Linked DNA regions of Mus musculus: region 1 is linked to region 2. A link is a loop called in an ENCODE intact Hi-C map of the cell type or tissue named here. Cell type or tissue: heart. All regions are shown on one strand. Each heading gives the region's core, and the rest is flanking DNA. Links, peaks and the distances in the headings are about the cores only. Region 1 holds the start of Prox1 (prospero homeobox 1). Region 2 has its middle 35 kb from the start of Gm38452.

Region 1 (8,324 bases), core at 78-8,077, 520 kb before region 2:
AGATAGTCATAGGTAACATTTTAATTATTAAAATCTTCAAAAGCATACAAAGAAAGTTATAGAAGGGGGTGACTAATGTTTAAGTTAAAAGACTAAGTGACATGTATCTTTCATTTTCATGGAAACAAAGACAAATAACCCCAAATAACAAAACTAACCAACAGGAATGTTTATCATCTGGCCTATTCCCATACAACTCAAACAGGAGACACGGCCTCAGAAGGTTAAGTTTTAAGAACCTAGACAGACTTACATAGAAATCCCAACATCTCTCCTGCACAAAAGCAGACTTTCTTCTTTCTCACTGCAAGCAGCCTGTTTCATTCTGAAAACACTCAGAAGTTCTTGCAAGAAACTCTTCATAGAACTGGCTGCCCAGATCTTCCATCAAATAGCAAAAGCCCAGCTCCCTCTCACAGACTTAGATTCTCCCTCTCCATCAAAGTCCTATCTAGGACACCTGGCACATGTCTGATACAATGGCAGGCACGGTTCACTTTATGAGAGTATTTAACACAGGGTTTGAAAGAGTTTAGGCACACACTTATTCTTTTGGGGCAGGGAGAGAAAAAAAACACTACAAAGACAAGCTTTAATAGCCTTCACAGTTGTGAACTGGCTTTGGTATTTTAGGCAGTTACAAACTACTCATTGCTGTGCAACACACACACACACACACACACACACACACACACACACACACACACACACACACACACACACACGAGATTCCCCCCAACCCCCCTTCTAAGCACCGACTTGCCAGAGAGGCATAAACTGGAGGGAAGCAAAGAGAAAGTCAACTCCTTCCACCTGCTGCCCTGAAGTGGGGGTTGGGGGTGGGGTTGCTTTTGGCAGGCTGGCAGACAGAAGCCTGAGATATGACCTCAGCAGTCACCTGCCAACATCCTTAAGACAAATACACAAATACAAACTACCCCCCCCCAAAAAAAACCCTCTCACGGCAGGGGCTCAGACACAACAGCCAAGAGCCTGATTCCCATTAGCCTGACAATCCCGTTAAGGAGAACCACCATAAATTCACAAACCCCTTCGTCCCAGAAGCCTGGAGTCTGGAGCTGTACAGAAAGACAGACCCCAGGAAACTTGCACCTGTCTTTCTTGACACAACACACCTGTCCAGCCCTGTCCATGTGCGTTCTGTTAACAGACTTTTGCCTGACTGGTTTAGGAGAGGAAATGATTTTTTTTTTTTTTTTTTAACAGAGGGGCATGGGAAGGGGGTGGTAAAAAAGCAGGCAGAACTCGGAAAGGGAGAACAAGAGGGAGACTCTGAGAGAGGAGGCCACCCTGGGCTTGTTCTGTTTTCATTAGCTTAAGGAGACAACACAGATCTTCTAGGAAAAATAGAAGCAAGCAGGTGCGGTTCCAGCCTTCCCCGAGGCAGAGAAGGGCTCTGGGCTGCCAAGAACAGCGTTTCGCGCTCCAACCAGCAACCTTGGGCTACTTAAGACTGTCTCTCAGCCCCTCCTTCGGCTTCTGCTCTGAGCCGCCAGGAAGACTCAACTTCCCAAGAAGCTAGGCAGGGGTGGGAGAGTCTGAGTGTGGCTCGCTGCTCTCCCCCGGCCCCCATCGCTCTCTGCATAGGCGCTCAGTTTAGCAGGACTAACCGGCTGGCGCAGCAAAGGCAACGACAACTTGCTCAGCTGGACTTTGGGTGAGGTCTACCGCCCCCCTCCCCGTCTCTTCCCCTTGTCTGTTCAGGCAAGATAGCAGCTCTCCCCCTTCCTCCCGCCCTCCTCGTCCTTCTTCTCAGCAACAATCACTCTCACCTCTCCACTCTGCTGGGCTCTTCTCCTCCCTCCCCAGTCCTAGGAACTGGGGCAGCAGAGTAGCGGCACTCAGCGAGGCCAGGGCGCAGCTGCCCACCACCCAAGCGTGCCAGTAATGGCTGGGAGCTTCTTCTCGTCTATGGGCGGCCCAAGCACAACCCGACCCCGGGCCGGCCCTCTTCGGTGCGGCGTCCAGGTCGCCCCACTAGCGACCCCTGAGGCTCTCGGGCAAACTCCCCCTACTCAGTGCTTCCCAGCGCGGCGCAAGCAGACTGGGTGGACTGGCACCGCGCTCGCTCCTCCGTACCGGACCGTCCCCCAACTCGTCTCTCCTCTGTTGCAGAGCTGGGTGCAAGCTCCCGGCGCTGAGCACACAGAGGAAAGTCACCGGGCGCCCCCTCCTCCCCGCCCTCTTCCCCACGGCCGGCCCTCTGCCCCGGGTTAAAAAAGGAGAAGTGAAAGGTATGCAAACAGCAAGCAAATAGGGAAAGCCGGGAAGAAAGGCAGCTAGAATAAACAAGACAAAGGGAGAAGGACTCGGGGACAGGCCCTGGAGTTTCAACTCCCGGAGAAGAAAAAGAAGAAGCTGGGAAGATTGCAAGAAAAAAAAAATCTAGAAGAACAACAACCAAAAGGGACTCATCCCCCTCGCGGCCCCCTCCCCTGAAAAGAGTGCAAGAAAAATAAAGAAATAAAAATAATACAAAATAAAAGAAAGCCAGAGCCTCAGCGCATCCCAGACACAGTACACAAAAGGTGACAAGATCAGCGACAAGTCCAGCAACACCAGCCTCCCCCCATCGCCACCATCATCCCAGTCACCGGCAGGCGCGAGAAAGAAATAAAAGCCAAGCAGGTCACTTACTCTTCGTTTACTGGGAGGAGCGGAGCTCGGAGTTCCACTGAGCCTCCTGCTTAGAAAACTGTTTTTAGAGGCTATTTGATCACGATTCATGTAAATAACACCATTTTCCCCCTTGGAAAAAGAATGTTTACACGGGTGTGAGTAACGGGAGGCTCTTCTCTCTCTTTCCCATTCAAGAACGAGCCAGTGCGAGCGATTCTGGAAAAGGGGAGGGGACAGCAACCGGGTGAAGATACTTACGCGGTGCGGGCAGCAGCGGGGCGCAGCCACTCTCTCTCTTTCTCTCTCTCTTTCTTTTCACTCTCTCTCTCTCTCCCCCTCTCTTCTTCTCTTGCGGGCAGAGAAGAAACCCACGCGCGCACGCGGTGATGTCTTACTGGTGATAATTGGCCCAGGGGTCGGTGAGTCTGTGCGGGAGCGAGTGATCTGGGCGAGTGCTGAGAGGCGAGGGGAGAAAGGAGGGAGGGGAGGGGAGAGGCGCGCAGGGCAGAGCCGGGAGCCCGGGGAAAGAAGGGGAGAGAGAGCGGAGAAGGCGGCGAGGGCTGGAGCGCGGAGCGGTGGCCCGAGGAGCAGCGGGCACGGCGGAGAGGCTTGTGTGCGCCGCGCGGCTTCCCCGGCTGCAGTGGCCGTCGCTTTCCCAGCGCTCTCTCAGCTGAGGGCTCCGCTCCACAACAAGATTTACTTTAAGACACAGCTGAAGGAAACAGGAAGACTGCACGTCACAGTCCCACTGACGTACCCGGTCCCAGCACCCAATCGCGAGGCGCCTTCGGATTCAAGGGGGGATAGCGAGGCAAGAGAACTTGTGAGGAAAAAAATATACATATATATAAAAGGGGTGGGGGTGAGGGGCTGGGGAGAGAGGAGGAGAGGGGGGCCCAGCGCTCCCCCGCCCGGGCCACCAGCCCCGGCCCCCACCCCGCCCTGCCACTGCTTGGGGCGCCTGGATCGCCGCGCCCCGGCCGCCGCGAGCCATCTGCGGGCGTTGTGCACCGCGGCGCCCGGCTCACACTTGCTCTTCCAGGACGCAGGTCTTTTTTTTTTTTTTTTTTTTTTTTCCATTTCACTGACACAGATGATGGAGTTCTCCCAGCGGCCGGGAGCACTCCCCAGACTGGGATGGAGGAAGGCTCGGAAAAGTATACAGGATAAAAAAAAGTGGATATTTTAAGGGTCGGGGTGGCATAAAGGGCGGAATGTTGTGGGGGGGGGGCACAACTCGTTCTGCTTTGGAAATGATCATAGATAGTATCAATAGGACCAGTCACCCTAGTTTCCTTTTAAAGAGGATGAGCAAACACAGGTAGGCTTAGGTTTTAAAAAATAAATAAGTGCCAGAGATTTCACACTGGGGCCGCTAAGTCTGATATTAAAAACCTCTACCCGCACTGGCTGAGTCCCAGTCAATCAGACCTCAGAATTTATAGGAATTCGCCCCCGATTACCTTTAAAAGTATTATTTCAATTGTAGGCATAGTGACCACATATGCTATAAACATCGTTTCTGGCCACCCTTCTCCAGTTCGCACATCCCTACATGGCCAAAGAAACTAGTTCGATATAGGATTCACATGATTTCGAAGTCTGAATGACAAACTTAAAAGTTTATTGGGCAAGACATCTCAGACTCTAATACTTAAAGCCACATAAAACACACGTTGGTTTGACATCTTGGGTGAAAATTAGCAGCAAGGTTTCTTCAGATAACGTGGCTCTTAAAGAGGGCCTTGGCTTTCCTTGACAAATGCTGAAGAGCCTCCAGCCTCAGCTTGAATGGTCCTCTCCCTGGGCACAGTTAACAGCAGCGCTTACTAAAGAGGCAGTGTGGACATAAACACTCCATAAACCCCGAGCCTCAAGAGCTGAGAAGCACTTTAAATGTTCATACCTAGGAGATTAGAGACTTTTACAAAAGGTGCTGTGGGGACAAGAATTTTTTCTGAGTCCCTCCAATTCAATCAGATCAAAGGTTGAAACGTGTTGTGACAGGGTATTTATAAGATGCGAGTACACCAGCAGACCCGCCGCCATCGTCTGCCGCGCACACTCTAGGACCTTCTCCGATTTATCAGAATGGGAGAGGATATTAATCCCCTGTGAGTCGAACAACGGTGTCAGTGTGTATGTCTGAAGTGTGTGCCCTGTGGGAAACTTTTGGCAGGCACGGAATTCAAATATTGAAAAGGACAGGGGGGGGGAGGGAGAGAGAGAGAGAGAGAGAGAGAGAGAGAGAGAGAGAGAGAGAGAGAGAGAGAGGTAGGTGGGTGTGCAGGAAAAAAAGCTCACCTAAGCACACCTATCCGTCTTCCCACCTCCTTGACTGCCTGAAGACTTTCCCGAGCTCAAGTCGGGAAACAGCATTGCCCAGCGCTTGCTCAGTACACTACCCGCACCTCCAATGATGGACTCCTGTCGTAAATCGGGGCCAGGGAGTGAAATTACCCACTCACGTGCCCGTTAGATGGGGGTGAAATATGGGTTGGACACCTTTGAGGTAAACGGATGTACTGAAAAGGGTGGAATTTGGGATTCGAGAATTTTTTCGACCCTTTATTTTTTCTCTTGAAGAATCTGTTTGCGCTTGTAAGTTAGCGTCAGTTCGACGGCTAAAAGGGAGGATACAGAGGAAGGAAGAAAGGAGGTTGGAGGGGGAGAAAAGAGGCAAGGGTGGACGGAGAGATTCCACTCTGTTGTAGTTTGTTGTAGTTGCACTTAGCGTTCGGACGCACGCTTTGCACATGACACGATTGGGATCTGGCGGCGGGAAAAGTTTCCTGCGTGCCCTCAAATAAGTCATTTATCAATCTCGCAGAGGGACAAAATAGGCCTGACATAAAGCTGGGGTAACCACCAGACAGACAAGCAAACTCCCCACCGACAGCCTGCGCCTCTGAGGCTCAGCTGCAGCAGTTCGCAGCCCGCAGTAGGGCACAGGAGCTGCGCGTGGAAAGCCGAGCGCTGGCCATGCTGGGCGTGTGAGCTGGGGTGGCGACCTGGGGTTCTGAAAGGTTTAGCCGAGCCCTGTCTTGCCCCCTAACTGTCCAGGCCACGCGTGAGCCAAGCTCCCGGCGTGCTGTCTGGCCAGGGCTTAAGCGGAGCTCCCCTGGGTTCCAAGCCGCACTAGAGCAGTCGCGGTCGTGAGGCCCAGGGCCCCTATCTCTGCCGACTCGCGGTTTGTTTTCTGATAGAGAAAAAGCTATCAGTCAGCCTGGAGACCAGAGGTGTCCTAAATACCGGCTACATCTGCGAAGTCAGGGGCCAAGCTCCTTGCAAACCATTCTTTTGCCCATCCTGGCCAGCACCATCCTAGACACTTAAAGTGAGCACAAGTTCTGATTCGTCTTGGGATGAGCCGCGCTCTTGCAGGTTGTACTAGTGGCTTATCTGAAGAGTGATTAAAGTGTTGTTAGCGAAAAGCAGTTGTGCATCCGGGCTGAACACACTTTGCCTTGACTTTTTCCTCCTGTTTCTTCTTAAAAACCCTTAGGGGCCAGGAAGGGAAAGCATTGCTTTATAGGTCATCTGAAACCTTACAAACAGCAGGCACCAGTGCCTAAAAGATGTTGGGGGCGGGGGGGGGGGGGGTCAAGCGGATCCAATGAAGAGGCAAACCGAGAGCGGGATGCTGGAGAGCCTTGGAGGCCTCCTGCCTGCCCACCCACCCACCACCACCCACCTGAGGAGGGGACGAGAGGGAGGTCGCTGTAGCAGCGGGAGCAGACCAGCCTGCTGCACGTCGCCTAGAGGCGGGCTGACGGCTGGCCTCTTCCTCTCCTCCCCTGTTCCCAGCATGACGCCTAACCCAACCTGGATTTGTTCTGAGTGGCGGGGGAGAAAGTGAAATGCCACCAGATCAGTGGCAAGTAGCAGCTGTGGCAGCTCTCTCTTGGGGACGCCACTGCACAGAAGCCTCGAGTGATGTTTGTTTAACCAACAGCTTTCAAAGTAAACACCAGCGAGTCCCTCCAAAGAAGTTGGGAGCCATGAGGACTGTCAGAAAAACTGATTTAAAATAATAATAATAATAATAATAATAATAATAATAATAATAATGATAAAGCTTTCTCCCCACCAGAACAAAAAGAGCACCCACCCACACACATTTTACCATAAAATGGCACAGGATCGCCACACTCGTAAACATTCATAGGAAAGACTTAACACGCAACAAGGTGACCTCAAAGAAAAACACAACCCCACGGGAATGAAGGGTTACTGGTGACCGAGGGAGTGTGTGTCATAGGACAGCTTGATGCGGGGAAGTGGACAGAAACGAACAAAGGGCCAGGGGAGGGTATTCCCTGCCCTAGAAGAATAAGGAGTAGGCTGGAAGCTATTCTCCGCCAGCCCTGGCTTTGCCTCAGGCACCGAACTTTCCAATATCAAGATATTAACAGATGGTGCGGAGCGCAGGGAGGGCTCTTACTTACATAACCCAGCCACTGCACCGGGCTGCGATGCGAGAGGCACTCGCCAGGCCTTCGGTGGGGCTGCTCAGACTCCCTGAGATTGCTTGTTCATCTGCAACCCCTCCCAGGCTTTGAGGGCCAGGGTGCAGAGAGTCTGTGATTTCGGTTTTGTTTCTTTCTTTCTTTCTTTTTAAACACACACACACACACACACACACACACACACACACACACACACACACACACACACAGAGTTATCTTATCTTCTTCAGTCCACAACAGGGAAACTGGAAGAGCGCTTTGGTCAGAGATAAGCGGTGGGACTCCTGCGGAGACAAACAGGGTGCTCTTCCCCGTACTTGGAGGTGTCACAGAGTGGAATGTTCCCTCTCTCACACACACACCAACACACTCGCCGCCACCACCAGTGGGTGTGATCAGCCAGTCTTGCTGTCAGCGAAGTACAAAAGGCAGGCTCCGGCCGCAGGGGCGCGGGAGTGGGGTGGGTGAGAGTGCTCGTGTCAGCAGACTCCACGGCACGCGGGGCACAGTGGGCAAAATCACGCCAAGCCTCTGGGCACCGCCACTCTTTCCAGCCTGGCAGGGTTGTAATGCTCTACGAGAGTGGCCGCGTGGCCTTCTGTTGTCTTCATGCCCAAGGCCACCTCTCTCCGAGTCGGAGCCCCCTCGGTGCTGGCTTTCCAAAGCCTGCGAGGAACACTCCCGCTGTACTGGAAAAACTATGGGAAGGGCTGGAAGGCGGGGAGTGTGTTCGGCGGGCGCCAGGCGCGAGCGGGGCTCCCACGCGGTGCCCCCTGTCCTCACTCCTGCCTGGCCTTCTCCGTTGGTTCGCAGCATCCAGGCCGGGGGGGATAGATGCTGTGGCTTGTTCGCCGCCGAGCGTGCAGGGATCCGGGCCACCTGCCCGCTGCCTGGCCTGCCCCCACCCGTGTCCTGCGGCCCTCGCCTCCTTCCTTAGCAGCCATAAGCTGCCTTTCAGCTCGGTTCGCCCCGGTTCGGCGCACACCGGACCGAACAGGGCAGCCACCTGATCCCAGGCCGCGAGTGTCCCACGCGGCAGGGAGATGTGGGCCATCGCCAGGCCCGCGCTGTCCCCGCCATGTCCCCTCCCCCGCCTGTTGCTGCGGAGGTGGCGCGCCAAAGCTGGTGCAGACACTGGTGCTGAGATGGGGACACTTTGCAGGGACTAGCAAGAGGTTGGGCCATAGCAAGGGATGGCAGAGTGATCGCCCCCTT
Region 2 (8,324 bases), core at 138-8,137:
CTGATGGGCGTGAGGAGAGGACACAGAGGATGAGTGTGGGAAGGAAGTGGAGAGGGGAGGGGCTCAGCCCGGGTAGGAGTCCAGTTATAGCCTCAGTGCCCAGGCATTCTGGTTCTGTCCAATGGATATGTCTCTGTGTTCCTCTCTAGGCAGTGGCTCTGGAGGTGGGGGATCACCAGGAAGACACAAAAGGAAAGTGTGTGAGGTCCATCAAAGCTGAGAATGAGCCCTGCTATCGGCTTTCCAATCGCTGTGGCAAACCCTGGTTAGGGAAAGCGGTTATTCTTGTTCACACAGTAGACGGATCCAGGTCATGACAGGTTGGCCTGTTTGCTTTGGGCTTGGCAGGACCAGGAGCATATCATGGCCGGTGCACATGGACTTCATACCATTATGAGCCAAGAACCAAAGGAGAAAAAGAAGAGACCCAAAGTCCCCTTTTGAGCGTACCTCCCGCTGGTCTAACACACACACACACACACACACACACACACACACACAAACCCATCTATTAAAGACTCTAACCAAAGCACTTTCCTGGATCCCAAGCCTCCTGCTCATAGATCTGGGGACACCTAAGACTCAAACTATAGCAGCTCCCGGCTGTGTGCAAAATGCTGCAAACCAAACTGCTACAAGGGAAGATGCCCTCATCTCGGCTCGGTGTCTAGATGAAGGCAACAGCAGATCTGAGTCTTCCTACGCTCCGGAAGGGAGCACCTGGCCCAGCCTCTCCCTTGGCTTCCAGTTTGTGCGAGCTTTGGTGTTCCTTGACTTGTAGATACACCTCTCCAACCTCTGCTTTCATCTTTATGCAATGTTACAAAGACATATGTAGGCTTATGTATGTGTGTATGTGCATATGTGTGCATACTTATGTAGAAGTGTGTCTGTGTATATGTACGTGTACAAGCAGATTCAGATGTTTATATGTGTGCACATCTTTATATACACATATGTGTATATGTGTGAATATTGTGTATTTATGAATGTGTTATATATGTATATGTATGCACACATACATAGAAGTGTGTCTGTGTACATATATGTGTGCAGGTGTAACATATGTGTGTGTGTGTATGTGTGTATATATGTAGGCCTATGGGGAGGAGAGGGTTTTTGGGTTGTTTGGCTTTATTTTGGTATTTGCTCACTGTTTGAGGGGATACTAGTCCATCATAGCAGAGAAGGCATGGCATTAGGAGGCTCCAGTCCTGTGCGAGCACACAATGAAGTAAGACTCGTCTCCCCACATCTGACAGACCAGGAAGTGGGACCAGCTACAAGAAAAGATATGTCCCTAGTGATCCACTCCTCCAATAAGGCTCCCTCTGAGAACAGTGGTGCCATCTGGGAACCAAACCAGGACGGGGCCCAGCCCACTCCACTCTGACCGCAATGCCTCTTTGCAGGGTTAGAGCTTCATCCAGTGCTGCTGGATTGCAATGGACACCACACAGCTACGTTAGATCTCATTTCTAACCCTTCTACAGTCCTGCAAGGTAAGCATGTTACATACGATAAAAACAAGACCCAGAAAGACCACAGAACTTGCTAAAGACACCTGATGTAGCCTCTCCTTGGCAAGGGTGTGGGGGCTGGCAGCTGCCATTTCTTCCCTGGGACCCTGAAGCCCCAATGGAATGAGTCCTTCCTCATCCTGTGTAGCTTGACCTGGCAGGTTGAATGTGGTATGGAACCCTGGTGGCCTAGGAGGTGCAGTTGTGGGGTGAAGCAGGGCCCGCCTTGCTTGGCAAGAGTCTCCACCTGGCCCAAGCTCTGACAGACAAAACACTGTGTGTGTTATTATCACACAGTCACCTGGCCTCCAGAGTTATCAGTTACTAAATAATGAAACACAACGAAGCCTGCCTGCTACATATCTGGACTCCATAAATGTCAGCTTTCTCTTCCTGCCTCAAGGCTCTGAAACGGCCCTTCCTACTGCCACTGCATGCTTTCTGATCATGGAGTGCAAGCTCGCTGGCTGCTGTCAGAACAAGTAAAATACCAGTAACATTCAGCAGGCAGCAGCTAGGTAGCACCTATCACCAAAAGCCACCTTTACTGTTCACCTAGTTCATGTGTGGCAGTGATACCAAGTCACATGACAGAGCCTAGAAAATCTCCCAGCATTCTGAGTGCAAGCACCACCACCCTCCCCACTTTTCAGATAAGGCAACTGAGGGAGAAATGTTGGTTACTTTGGAACTCTACTCTGGTCTTCGCTCTGGGGTTTTGCCTCATCAGAGGGTGATCTGATGTCGGGGTCATCTTTGTCCTGTAGAAACTTGGGTTTCATCAGCTTGTAACAACACTCCTGTGTCCACCCAGATGGCATGCCTGCATTAATCAAGGGTGGCCAGAGAGGCCTTCAGAGCTGGCCTGAGGAGAAGAGGATGTAGTCCTTCCAGAGATAGACGGATCCAGGCAGATAGCTGAGCCAACAAAGTGTTTGCCAGGCAAGCATGAGGACCTGAGTTCAATCCCCAAAAATCCAAATATGGTGGCAGACGCTTGTAACCTCAGGGATGAGGGTGGAAATGTGCAGAATCCTGGGGCTTCATCCCATCACGAGCTCCAGATGAGTGGGAGACTCTACTTCAAAACGTAAGGCAGATAGAATGGTTCCTGTGGTTGATCTCTGACCTCCACATGCATGTGCACGCGCGCGCGTGCACACACACACACACTGGGGGAGAAATGTAAACCCTGCTCCTATTGTGTTATTGGCACAGCTCCCAAATGCTTTTCCCCTAGAAAAGCCACAGATCAATGCCCCAGATACCAAGTAAGAGTACTAAAGTCCAAATAAATGGAGTTTCCCTACACCCAAGATCTGCCATGACGACCCCAAGCTTAGAGGTGTGACCTCCTCATGCAGGCAAGGCCAGTATCCACTTCCAGACTCCGGCTTCTCAGACGAGGTGAGAATCCTTCACCCTCAATCCTCTCCTCCCTTTGACAACGGCAGCTTCCTGCAGCCTTGCCGTGCTGAAAGATTCCAGCAGCTTCCAAACAAAATTCGATGCAGCCACAGCTTGAGAAGTGCCCCGGTGCCCAGGCTCCCGGCCTTTGGGGCCATTATTCACTTAGTATCATTCAAAACAAATAAGAACGGTAAAACATCAGCTGGAGCCAGGCCAGGCCAGAAGGGACTGGAACATCTCATAAAACCGTAGTATTCCATAAATAGAAAGTATGAGAAAACGCAGGGAAAACAATGGTTTAGGACATTCTGACCTCCATCCAAACACAGATCACCTGAAATAACAGCATCGATGGGTGCCCATCTCAGAGACAACAGGAGCACTGGTAAGGACGCCCTCGACAGCAACCTCAGAGAAATAAAGCGAAATCCACCATACACAGGACAAGAACTTCAGCTTGCTCCCCTCTCTTCCAGCAGTTCAGAGAGAGTCCTCCAGCCACGCTCGCCCCAGCAAAGGAGAGGGGGCTGGGCTGGAACCTTCAAGTTAGACATAATAAAGACATTGGAAACAGTTCACAACATGCCCCTCCTTATCAAGGACAGCTCTGGTTTACGGTGTGTGTCCCTGTGTCATCCTTGGCCTGCAGATAATGTCTCCCATTCCAGCGCTCTGGGGGTCGCCACGGATGGCTTACCTCAAGGTCAGCCACTCACAGAAAGACTGTGGTTGGGATGTGTTGAAAATAAACAAACAAACAAAAAAATTAAAAAGAAAGCATAGTGGATAATCAAAATTCAATCACTCAAAATACAACCTGGTCCTAAAAAAATAAAAATTAAAAAAAAAAAAAACACAAGCAAAAACACAGATGGAACAAGAGTTCATATTGGTAAATAAAATAAGCCAAGAACAGAAAGAAAAGGAAAAGAAAAGAAAGGAAAAGAAAAGAAAAGAAAAAGGAGAGGTGGAACACTGCTCCCATCTGGAAACATGATGTGACTGGCACGACCTGATGATGTGACCACTACGTGACGTGATCACTTCTCTTCACGTCACTTGCTCCTCTAAACCTCTGGGACCTGGGTTTCTTTGGGGCTTGTATCCTCTCTCCAGAGAAGCTCTCAAAGGCTTTCTTCTCCAGAGGCCTCTGGAATCAGAACCGTCACACCCCCTAGTGGTAGCCTGATGAACCCCTTAAGTTACTCCACTCACCCCGCCCACAGGGGACAGTTCTCCAAGTGTTCCCCATCAACCTGGTGCTTCAGACAAGCAGCCCAGGAGAAAGGGGCTCCAGCCTTCAGACAAACCTGAAGACAATGAACGAGTCAGCTTTTCCCCGGTGGAGTCTGGCAGGTGTCGACCTGTTCAGGGCTCCGTGACTCGGCAGCCTCAGACTACAGTGGGCTCCACATCCATGTGATAGAACTTTTGGGAATTAACCAAATAACTACCCCTCACTGGATATAAATCATCACAGTACATCCAATAGTGTGTGTGTGTGTGTGTGTGTGTGTGTGTGTGTGTGTGTGTGTGTATACACATGTGTACAGGTGCCCACAGAGGCCTCGGTAGAGGGTCTGACCTTCTAGAGTAGGTCAGGACGTACATGTAGTTGTGAATCATCTGACATGGGTGCTGTGAGCCATGTCCTCTGGTAGAGCAGTGTGACTACTCTGGACCACAATGTCCCCCACAGGCTCAAATATTTGAATGTGTGGTCCCTCCCACCCACCCCCATTGGAGGAACTGTTTGTGAAGGATTAGGAGGTGTGGCCTTGTTAGAGATGTGTCACTGGGGGTAAGCTTTGGGGTTTCAAAAGCTCATACCATTCCCAGTTAGCCCTGTGCCTCCTGCTTTGAGATGTAAGCCCTTGGCTATCACTCTTCCACTATGCCAGCCTGCCTGCTGCCATGATGGCCATGGACTCCCCCTCTGAAGCTGTAAGCCCTAAATAGGCTTTCTTCTATAAGCTGCCATGGTCACTGTGTCTCTTCGTAGCAATAGAGCAGTAGCTAAGGCAGGCAGCAAATGCTCTTAACTGCTGAGCCATCTCCATCTCCTAGTACTTCCATTTTTAGACAGAGAAATTGATGGTCAGAGTGCTCAGTAATAGCCCATCATCAGATGAGACAGGGGGGTTTCCGTGAGTCCCAGTACACACTCTCCCAGTTGCCTCATCTAAAGTTAAATTAAATTAAAATGTCAAATAGCTTGCTTAGATGACCCAAAAGTCTGAGATCTTAATAATGACAAAATCAAATTCCCACTATGCCTGTCATTCTTCTCGGTCCCTGTGTCACTGGCTACAGGAAGCAAAACAGCAGGAAGCTTCTAGCTGAGAGAGAGAATGAGAGCCAGAGCCAGAGAGAGAGAGAGAGAGAGAGAGAGAGAGAGAGAGAGAGAGAGACTCACAGCACAGCACCTCTCAGTTATCTACAGAGGGCATGGGAACCCAATGACACACTCCTGGTGGCATTACAGAAACTGCCTGGTTTTCTGAGCCAACCATGATTTTCTTGTGTTTCCTGGGCCTGCTGGCGTGCTTTTACAGTGGTAGCACATTCTGTAGGCATTTTGAAATGGAGATTACAAATCACATTTTAAAATATTTTCTCCTTTCGTTTATTAAGGGAGGTTCATTCAAGCCATGGCAAGCATGTGGAGGTGGATTGCTCTCCCACCATGGGGGACCCTGGGGATTGAACTTGGAACAGCAGGCTTGACAGACCTTTACCACTGCGTCGTCTCACCAGTCCAATACCTCACATTTTAAATGTCACATCTAAGTGCATACTATGTTTAAAAGCTTAATTCTGACAATTCAGGTTTGGGCGTTTTATTACACTATTTTTTTAAGTTTGTTATTGTTGTTACTGCTGCTGCTGTCCGGCACTGTTTCTGACTCCTCCTCTTTGATTTTATGAAATAGAATCCAGAAGATAATTTCCCTTACCACTGAAAGTTTGGACTCAGGCACAGCTGGATCCAGGGGCTCACTGAGCCTCAGTGAATGAAACTGGAATAGGCTGCTAGAAAATGCCCCCGCCCCTTTCATGATTGACACAGACATCATCAGCACAGGGCTGAGCCATGCTTTCTGACGCTGGCAGTCTTGCAGTGATCCTTGCTGACTGTTTACAGAGATTAGATTTCCAGTCTGTACCGGCTGGGTTTGTGTCAACGTGACACAGCTGGAGTTATCACAGACAAAGGAGCTTCGGGTGAGGAGATGGCTCCATGAGATCCAGCTGTAAGGCATTTTCTCAATTAGTGATCAAGGATGGGAGGGCCCATTGTGGGTGGGACCATCCCTCGGCTGGTGTCCTGGGTTCTATAAGAAAGCAAACTGAGCAAGGCAGGGGAAGCAAGCCAGTAAAGAACATCCCTCCATGGCCTCTGCATCAGCTCCTGCTTCCTGACCTGCTTGAGTCCCAGTCCTGACTTCCTTTGGTGATGAACAGCAGTATGGAAGTGTAAGCTGAATAAACCCTTTCCTCCCCAACTTGCTTCTTGGTCATGATGTTTGTGCAGGAATAGAAACCCTGACTAAGACACCATCTGTAACACTGTCCCGTGCCCCATGCCTCTGCTGCTTCTCTGAAGACTACAGTAGGTCATGGGGCTTTCCGGTGCATTTACCTTAAAGGCTTAGTTCTTAGAATGTCAGTAGTATAGATCCATGTGTGCATGCACTGCTATTAATGGTCATTTCTCCCAGCGATAACACTTTATACTGGCAAAGCTTTCCCCTGTGTCTGTTTTACAAATTTACCATTTAAAGCTCCATAATTAGCCTGGCAAAATACATACGTTCCGAGATATAACTATAGTTCAAGGTCAATTAAGCTACAGGGGAAGAGAGGAGAAAATAAAGAGGGAGATGGGCATGTACATATTTAAATTCACATTATGTGTGTGTGTTTGCAAGACACATATAAATGGCAAATAGGGAAACTTCACAAAAAAAATGAAAAGACAGACAGCTAGATAGCCCCAGATTTTAATGCCACCCCCAAGGTAGAACAGGTGGCGAAAATATAATAAAACATGTTGCAAGGAACTTGTCATGAATTTTAAAAACAAAAACGCCTACAGACCAAATAAGCTGCTCTGACACTGGGCTAAATCCGAAGTTCCCGAACTATTTTAAATGACAAAGCAGAAGCTCCCTAGAGAAGGTCCAACAGAAATGGTTTGAGGGCAATTGCTGCTAAACTCATAGAGAGAGGAACTTGGAGAGAGGACGAAGCCTGCTCTCTCTGCCACAAAGGCCACGTGCAAACGTCCACAGCCAGACCATGTGCAGGACCAAGGTGTGCCCACAAAGGCCCCTGGGAGCCTCCCGTGCTCCATTGTTGGTGGGTTTCTCAATGCACATGTGACAGGATGCTGGGCTCAGGCTCATGGGCAGCCACTCCAGGACCCCATGTGAAATAGGCCAGAGATAGAGGTTCTAGCTAGTACAGGCTGACCCCCCCACCCCACGCTCAGCAGTGCCCACCCTCACACCCTCATCTGTTTGGCCATTGCAAGCACCAGCCTGTGCTTTGTTCTTGGCCAACCATATATGAAGAAGTCACTTCCGTGGCCCCTCCCTGACCTCTGGGAGGCTGGGTGCTGCACAGAGGTCACCTTGGTCTACTTTCTACTATCAAAGCGGCTGGACCGACAGCATCGATCTCTGTCTCTTCCAGCACTGTGTTGACTGCAGTATGCTTCTAAAGATAATCTAGGAGATGCACATAGTGTGCACCTCTGAAATTCCACCACTTGGAAGGCAGAGGTGTGTCATGAGTTTGAGGTCAGCCAGACCTATACAGTAAAACCCTATCTTAAAGGGGCTGTAGGTGTAGTTCTGTGGTAGGGTGATTGCTGAATGCACAAGGTCCGGAATTCAAGGCCCAGCACCAGAGGTTATGCAAGAACGAAGGGTAGAAGAATTAGCATCCCTGCTTTCTTCCCTCATAAATCCAAGCATCTAAAGAGATCTGGAAAGAGGAGAGCTGAGCTGCACAATGAACAGGAAGCCTGTGTCCATATGGACCTGTGACTGCCTCTGGGTACCAGCATTCTGTTGCTATGCAAAAGTGAGGAGGGAGGCCAGAGGGCTGAATCTTAATTCACAGAATCTTGATGCTTAAATATTTGGTTCCCAACCACCAGAATGACATTGATCAAAAGGAGCCCCCTGGAGATGTAACTCGGTTGGCAGAACCCTTGCCTAGCATGCACAAAATTCTGAGTTCAATTCCCACCCAACCTGAGAAAACCGGTCCCTGTGTGCCAGGGAGACCTGCACATCACAGTCTTGCAGGACTGTGTTCACAACACCCAAGTCAGAGCTTCAACAGAAGAACGGATAGAGACATGATCTAGCTACATCTGCAGGG

The links. A loop is a pair of places that touch in the nucleus more often than their neighbours do. Peaks named below come from ENCODE experiments on the same cell type or tissue, not always from the same donor. Only the 100,000 strongest peaks of a DNase experiment are listed, where the experiment ranks them.
Region 1: it touches region 2 in a loop (3-fold over the local background); 4 of 42 quality-filtered maps call a loop at or near these places.

The regions. Positions count from the first base shown.
Region 1 is chr1:190,167,370-190,175,693 of GRCm38, forward strand. It overlaps Prox1 (prospero homeobox 1), which reads right to left and starts at 3,458. Exons shown (of 5, transcript NM_008937.3): 1 at 2,899-3,458. It overlaps Prox1os (prospero homeobox 1, opposite strand), which reads left to right and starts at 2,927. Exons shown (of 2, transcript NR_151620.1): 1 at 2,927-3,059. In heart, for the core only: no CTCF peak of the experiment used is centred there; DNase peaks (open chromatin) are centred at 1,622, 3,372, 7,532, 8,002 and 1 weaker place; H3K4me3 peaks cover 7,685 bases; H3K27ac peaks cover 7,484 bases; H3K27me3 peaks cover 36 bases.
Region 2 is chr1:190,691,670-190,699,993 of GRCm38, forward strand. No RefSeq gene overlaps it. Among named protein-coding and RNA genes, the nearest start is that of Gm38452, 35 kb to the right of the region's middle. In heart, for the core only: a CTCF peak has its summit at 4,104 (motif pointing left); no DNase peak of the experiment used is centred there; H3K27ac peaks cover 311 bases.